Linked DNA regions of Homo sapiens: region 1 is linked to region 2. The links are chromatin loops, found by intact Hi-C in ENCODE. Cell type or tissue: endothelial cell of umbilical vein. All regions are shown on one strand. Each heading gives the region's core, and the rest is flanking DNA. Links, peaks and the distances in the headings are about the cores only. Region 1 overlaps DNM3 (dynamin 3). Region 2 overlaps DNM3 (dynamin 3).

Region 1 (2,805 bases), core at 217-2,716, 280 kb after region 2:
GCACTTTTACTGGAAAGCTAAAGAAGTTTAATTCTCAGCATTTCCCCCTTGCACAAGCCTCTTCCAAGACCCTGGGCCTGTGTGTTTATAATTTTGTATTCTTCTTCAAGGGGGCCTGTAAAATTGTAGAAGCTTCAGACTCCACAGAAAATGAATCCACCCCTGGTCTGGCCTACTGTTCTCCTCACTCTCTTGGCTCTTTACAATCCAGCAGGCATACTATTCTTCTAAAATCATCAACAAATCAAGTCACATTACTGCTTAAAACCCTCCTGTAACTTCCCATTGTTAAGTATAAAGACTTTACCTCAACCTAGAAAGCTTTGTGTGAACTGGACACTTCCTCCCTCTCTGAATTCACTTCATGCCCCTCTCCTTCATCAGCCACATCTGTTCTTCACCTGTCATACTTTAGTGCCTTACCCGAGGTTGCTACTTCTGCCTTGAACAACCCCTTTCCCCCAGATCTTTACCCAGTTGACCTCTTCATGCCATTCTGGGCACAGTTTAAATGTCTCCTGCTCAGACAGAATTTGCCTGATTATTCCATTAAAAGTGGCTCACCCATCCCCTCTCTCATATCATGTTACATAAAAACATTTGAAACTTTCGTATTTTGTCTATTTGTTAATTTTCTGTCTTTCCCCACTAGACAAGCAAGGGTCTTCTCTGTCTTAATCACTGGCACCTAGAAATGTGGTGCATAGTACATGCTTAAGAAATATTTTTAAATTAATTAGACAACAAACTAGGAAACTCAATTAGTATTTGTGTTTGAAATGTAGTTAAATCTCATTAAATAAAATCAGAATCATCAGTAAGAACATATTCCTCTCCTGAATTTCATTACCTGAATATGGAGGTTTTGTTCAAAGAACTATGTTAGTTCTATACCACTCACACAATATTGTATTAAGTTGTATAAAACAGAATATGGAAGTGAAGTGAAACTAAGAAAAAAATAACGTTTGACACAAACCTTTACTATCTCAAAAGGAAAGCGTTCATGAAAAATACGATTGATTTTAGCACCACCTGAGAGTTCCAGGGTATCTACTTGATCCCCTGACCCTTCAATTCTCTTCTCAAAGTCCACAGCAAATTGCTGAACCATCCTGTAATTGTTAAAGAGAAATAGATTCAAGTCAAAGTTACAAGCCTTTGCACTCTTCATTTTCTTTTCCTATGATTATTCCTTAGAATCCTTTTCCAGGTGCTCTTAGTGGCACCTACTGGCAGAGTTAACATTGCACTCTATGTAGTACTCACAGTGTGATTATACAAAATACACATCATTAAGATTTTAGACATTTAATTAGAATAAATATTTAAATATAGTTGTCTTTCAATGCCTTCTGTTCATTTGATTGCAGTCATAAAATGGTATTTAAAGAACACTTGAAATAGAGAGTTAATCAATTAAACTTTATGTAGAATAATCAAATGGACCTGAACTCCTATGACATCACAACCACCTAGTGTCCCAAATGCTCCAGCTCTATTACTCCCCCAATGTCACAGCCTCAGTCTCTCCTCACATTCATCCCTAGGTGATCTCAAGGTTGCCATAGCTTCAAGGGCTATTGAGAAATAGTTTCTCCACACCTTCCGCTTTAGCCTATAACTCTCAGAAGAGTGAGTGGCCCATATGCTCAACTGTACTGGATGTTTATTTCCTCTTAGCTGCCTTGAACTCAACACACTTAAAACAACCTCTCAATTTCTTTCACTCCCAAACCTGCTGATCCTCCTGCATTCCCAAGTCTCTCCTCATGGTGGATGATACCACCCACCCCAGGCAGGGAATCTGGGGCATCCAGCATACCTCCCTTTCCCTCACCCAACAGTTGCAGGGAGCCACCAGTTGTAGGTAATTTCTTCTCCATTACAGCTCAGCTGGTTGAGCTCTTCCTCCTCACACCTACTGACACTGCCTTGGTTCAGCTCTCAGCAATGCCTCCCAGCATCACTGAAGGCTCCTCTAGATGATGATCCTGCTTTTGAGTTTATCTTTGTCAAAGTCAGACCTCACCCTATCAGAATAACATAGATTTGTGACCCCTCTAAACTAGCTCTAGCCTTGTTTTTCAATGGATCCCCACAATTCGATAATACAATCAAAACTCTTTAGCCCATCTCCCAGCATTTTATGGTCTGGCTTTGGCTGCCTCTTCAGCCCCATCTCTTACCACTCATCCAACTCACCTTCCAGCCAACCATAAGGAAGCCATTGCAGTTCCCCAAATGCACCATGTCCCTGTGCTTTTACACTTTTCTTTCTGCTCAGAACACCATTCTCTCTGTCCCTTGCTGCTTTGCCTGACTAATTTTTACGTGTTCTTTAAGACTCAGCTCAAGCATTGGTTCTTCCCAGAAACTTTTCATGATCCATGACTCTATCCGGCACCACTCCTCATCGCCCCTCCTCTGCATCTTCAGCGTGTTTCCTGCAGAGCATTTGGCACAGTACATTAACATTGCCATGTCTATTAGTCACTCTCCTAAGGGCAAGGAATGTGTGTTTTCTTTACCTTTCCCTGCTCAACATAATTGGGAGATTTAATAAATATTTGTCCCAGGAAAGAATGAATTACCTTACACTGGCTGCTTGAAAGAAAGAAAGAAAGAAACACGAAAAAAAAAAACCAACTATTTTCATTTGTGATTACCAGGTTTAGAAACTCCAATTTAAACATACTGGAACTACTTTCAAATTCAAAATCTAAAAGGGAAAAAATTCAAACTATCTAAAACTTGTATCTTTTCATTCCCTTCCATCAAAATCATGGATGAATGAAAAGTAGC
Region 2 (2,805 bases), core at 149-2,648:
TTTTTAGTCAAAAACTTCAGCTGCACTGAATTCCATCCTATTGCTGTACCCCTTCTGCAGAAGGGTCCTCATTATTAAATCTTCAAAATCTTTTCTTTTAGTGTGGGAGCTCTTTCCTTATAATGTCAACCTCTCTGAACTAGCCATTAGACCCTGAAGGATAGAATGTTTCCCTTCCCAAAAGTCAAAACGGAACAGCCATTATGGTAGTGCAAATGCACATTTTCCCCCAAATTTGCACACCCCATATAATTCGTGCACTGTAACAGATGACAGTCATTCCAGCATGCACAGGAACACTCTTGTCAAGACATGCAGGAGCGGAGCAGGGGCTGGGGGGACAGAAGAGCTGCAAGAGGACAAATAACTTACTTTGTTGTTCCCCTATGCATGTAGCCGCAAGGAAAAGAAAGAGAAATATGTTAAACAGAAATTTATTTTAAAATTATGAGGGTTTTTTCTTCTACTTTCTCTGGATATTAAAAAAAATAAAATGAGGTTTTTCTTGCTAGAGTGAAATCAAAACAAATGATTTAACTATTCACTGACATCTCATACATACACATACAGCATCCAGAGCTCATGGACAAGTCAAAGAATCCACATAGGTTACATGAAATCATACATTTATAACAGCAGAAACTTAGAACAGTTGCCCCCTTTCTTTCTATTTGGAATACCTGGGGTATGGGAACGTGGCCAGAAAGAATTGGTTTGAATCAGTAATAAGTGAACTGTTAGCGTGAAAGGCAGAGCATTTTGTGTGCCGGCTTGCCCTTTCCTGACAGCTCCTCCTCCAACATGCCAAGCAGTGGAAAATTTCATCAGCCAGTGCATTTTTAAACAAACACTGCATCCTTGGTTTCAAAGAAGGTGGAAAAAAAAAAAAAGAAGGAAAAGAGAGCAGAGGAAAGGAGTGGGTGGTTCTAGGGAGACAGGGTAAGCAGACCAAGTTACGACCTCCATCTGGACCATTCCTTTATTTTGTAAATTATGAGTTTTGCCTTAGGTTGGCATGGGAAGCAAGGACTGTATAGTGGGGATGCTGCCAAAACAAACATGAGTCCACACTCAAGAAATGGGTCTGGAAAGGTTAGTCACAAAAATGTAGTCATTTCTAAAAGCGACACTCTGGGTAAAGACACAGAACCGCCAGCAGCAGGCGGCAGGGCAAATGGCTCTCCTGTTTCAACCCTGAGCTGCAAGAGTATGATTTATATCAAACAATTTAACTCACATATGGCCTAAAAAAATAAGACGGTGATTCATTACTCCCGGGGCAGCCCAAGTCCTCACAAGGTCAGATCCTGTGGGGGAGACGTGATGGGATATGGGCCGGGAACAGATCTGAACTCTTCTCACAAGGGGCCCAGAAGGAATTTCTCGCTGAGACACAGGGTGGAAGAGAGCTGTGAGTAAAGTGTGTGCATCTGTGGAGACCTAGAACAGGGCGGAGTCACAGGTCTGGCTGTAGATTTGGCATTTAGTTTTAAGTTGAGGATGTGAAGGGGGAAATAATATATACAGATATTTTCTGGAGAGCGGAAAGGTAATGATCCCAGGAGAGTGTGTTTTCTGGAAAACAATGCCAATTCGTGACTCTAGGGAAATGCCTAATCCAGGGACCATCATATTTAATAAAGAAAACATAAATTTAAAGACACTGATAAAATAGTGAAGAGAAGTTTCTTGGCATTGTGAGTTGCCGTGATATAACCGTTAACACCCTGGCTTATCTGAGACATAAATAATGGCATAAGAACGAATGAAGGGAAAAAAAGAGTCCTTTTTAAAAATGATGCCAACTGTTCAATAAGGCAATAAAGATCCCCACTGGGAATTTTACCGGGAATAAAAGTCTTATTTTAGAGAATAATGGGACCCTGGTTCTCCCAAGTAGTGCAATATTGCTGAAAATACTTCAAACAGATGGAGTTTATTGCATTCCACAGCAGTGCAGCTTTTGATCTACCAAATAAGTTTCAGGAGTTCAACCAAGTATTTTTGCACATTAGGGAATGACTGGCTTCCCCACTCGATGGCAGATGGTTCTGTTTGTAGTGGCAACAATGATGTCACAGGGTAGGAGGCCTTAATCCTTAAATACAAGAAACACACAAGCGGAGGACGTGGTGTGGCTTGGCCATTTCTTGTTTCATTCAATCATTTCCCAACTGTCTATTCTGAGAGAGGCGTAACAGTCATGAATGGTGAAATGTAAATGCTTTATAATTCCCTTCACTACTCTGTGTGGCAGCAATTTATGTTTAGATCCCTGAAAGCACTTCATTGAAGAAAAACTAAGACTCTTCAGAATTGGCCATGTAGCTCTTCTAAGTTTTGCTGAAAATGCTAAGAACAAAGTTATGTGTTGGGGGCTAAGTACCAAGCATTTTAAGTCTTGTATTATTAGACTGCTGAAAAAATGCATATGAGGGGTCATCAGCACTTTAATAAATATGTATGCAGGTCTGTGGCTATTCCTCTTCTTCTCCTACAATAACGCAGAGACTTTTTCTCCTGTTATTTGACACAGAGAAAAATTCACTTTCAGAGTTTGTCCAAGAGGAATTTCTGAAGTTTCAAAAGGACTTCATTGTAAAGTGGTTTCAATCTGCAAAGCCGACCTAAAAACATCAGTTATGACTGGGACAGTCCTGAATTCAGAAGGAATAGTGAAGTTCCAGGGTGATTCACTTCCTGCCATCATTTTTAATCTCTTAAGAAAAATACACGATAGGGGAAGACCACTTATATATACAGCTAATAAAACCTCTTTAAAAACTCTGAGGTGTCAGACTTAGT

What was found. Hi-C counts contacts between places; a loop is a spot of excess contacts. Peaks named below come from ENCODE experiments on the same cell type or tissue, not always from the same donor. Only the 100,000 strongest peaks of a DNase experiment are listed, where the experiment ranks them.
Region 1: a loop joins it to region 2, with 3 times the contacts of the local background. A loop is called at or near these places in 2 of 110 quality-filtered maps.

What each region holds. Positions count from the first base shown.
Region 1 is chr1:172,040,319-172,043,123 of GRCh38, reverse strand. It overlaps DNM3 (dynamin 3), which reads right to left. Exons shown (of 21, transcript NM_015569.5): 8 at 980-1,115. Among named protein-coding and RNA genes, the nearest start is that of MIR3120, 97 kb to the left of the region's middle. In endothelial cell of umbilical vein, for the core only: a CTCF peak has its summit at 1,208 (motif pointing left); DNase peaks (open chromatin) are centred at 1,203 and 2,433; H3K27ac peaks cover 532 bases.
Region 2 is chr1:172,320,908-172,323,712 of GRCh38, reverse strand. It overlaps DNM3 (dynamin 3), which reads right to left. Exons shown (of 21, transcript NM_015569.5): 17 at 373-384. Among named protein-coding and RNA genes, the nearest start is that of C1orf105, 98 kb to the left of the region's middle. In endothelial cell of umbilical vein, for the core only: no CTCF peak of the experiment used is centred there; DNase peaks (open chromatin) are centred at 1,242 and 2,172; H3K4me3 peaks cover 180 bases; H3K27ac peaks cover 2,500 bases.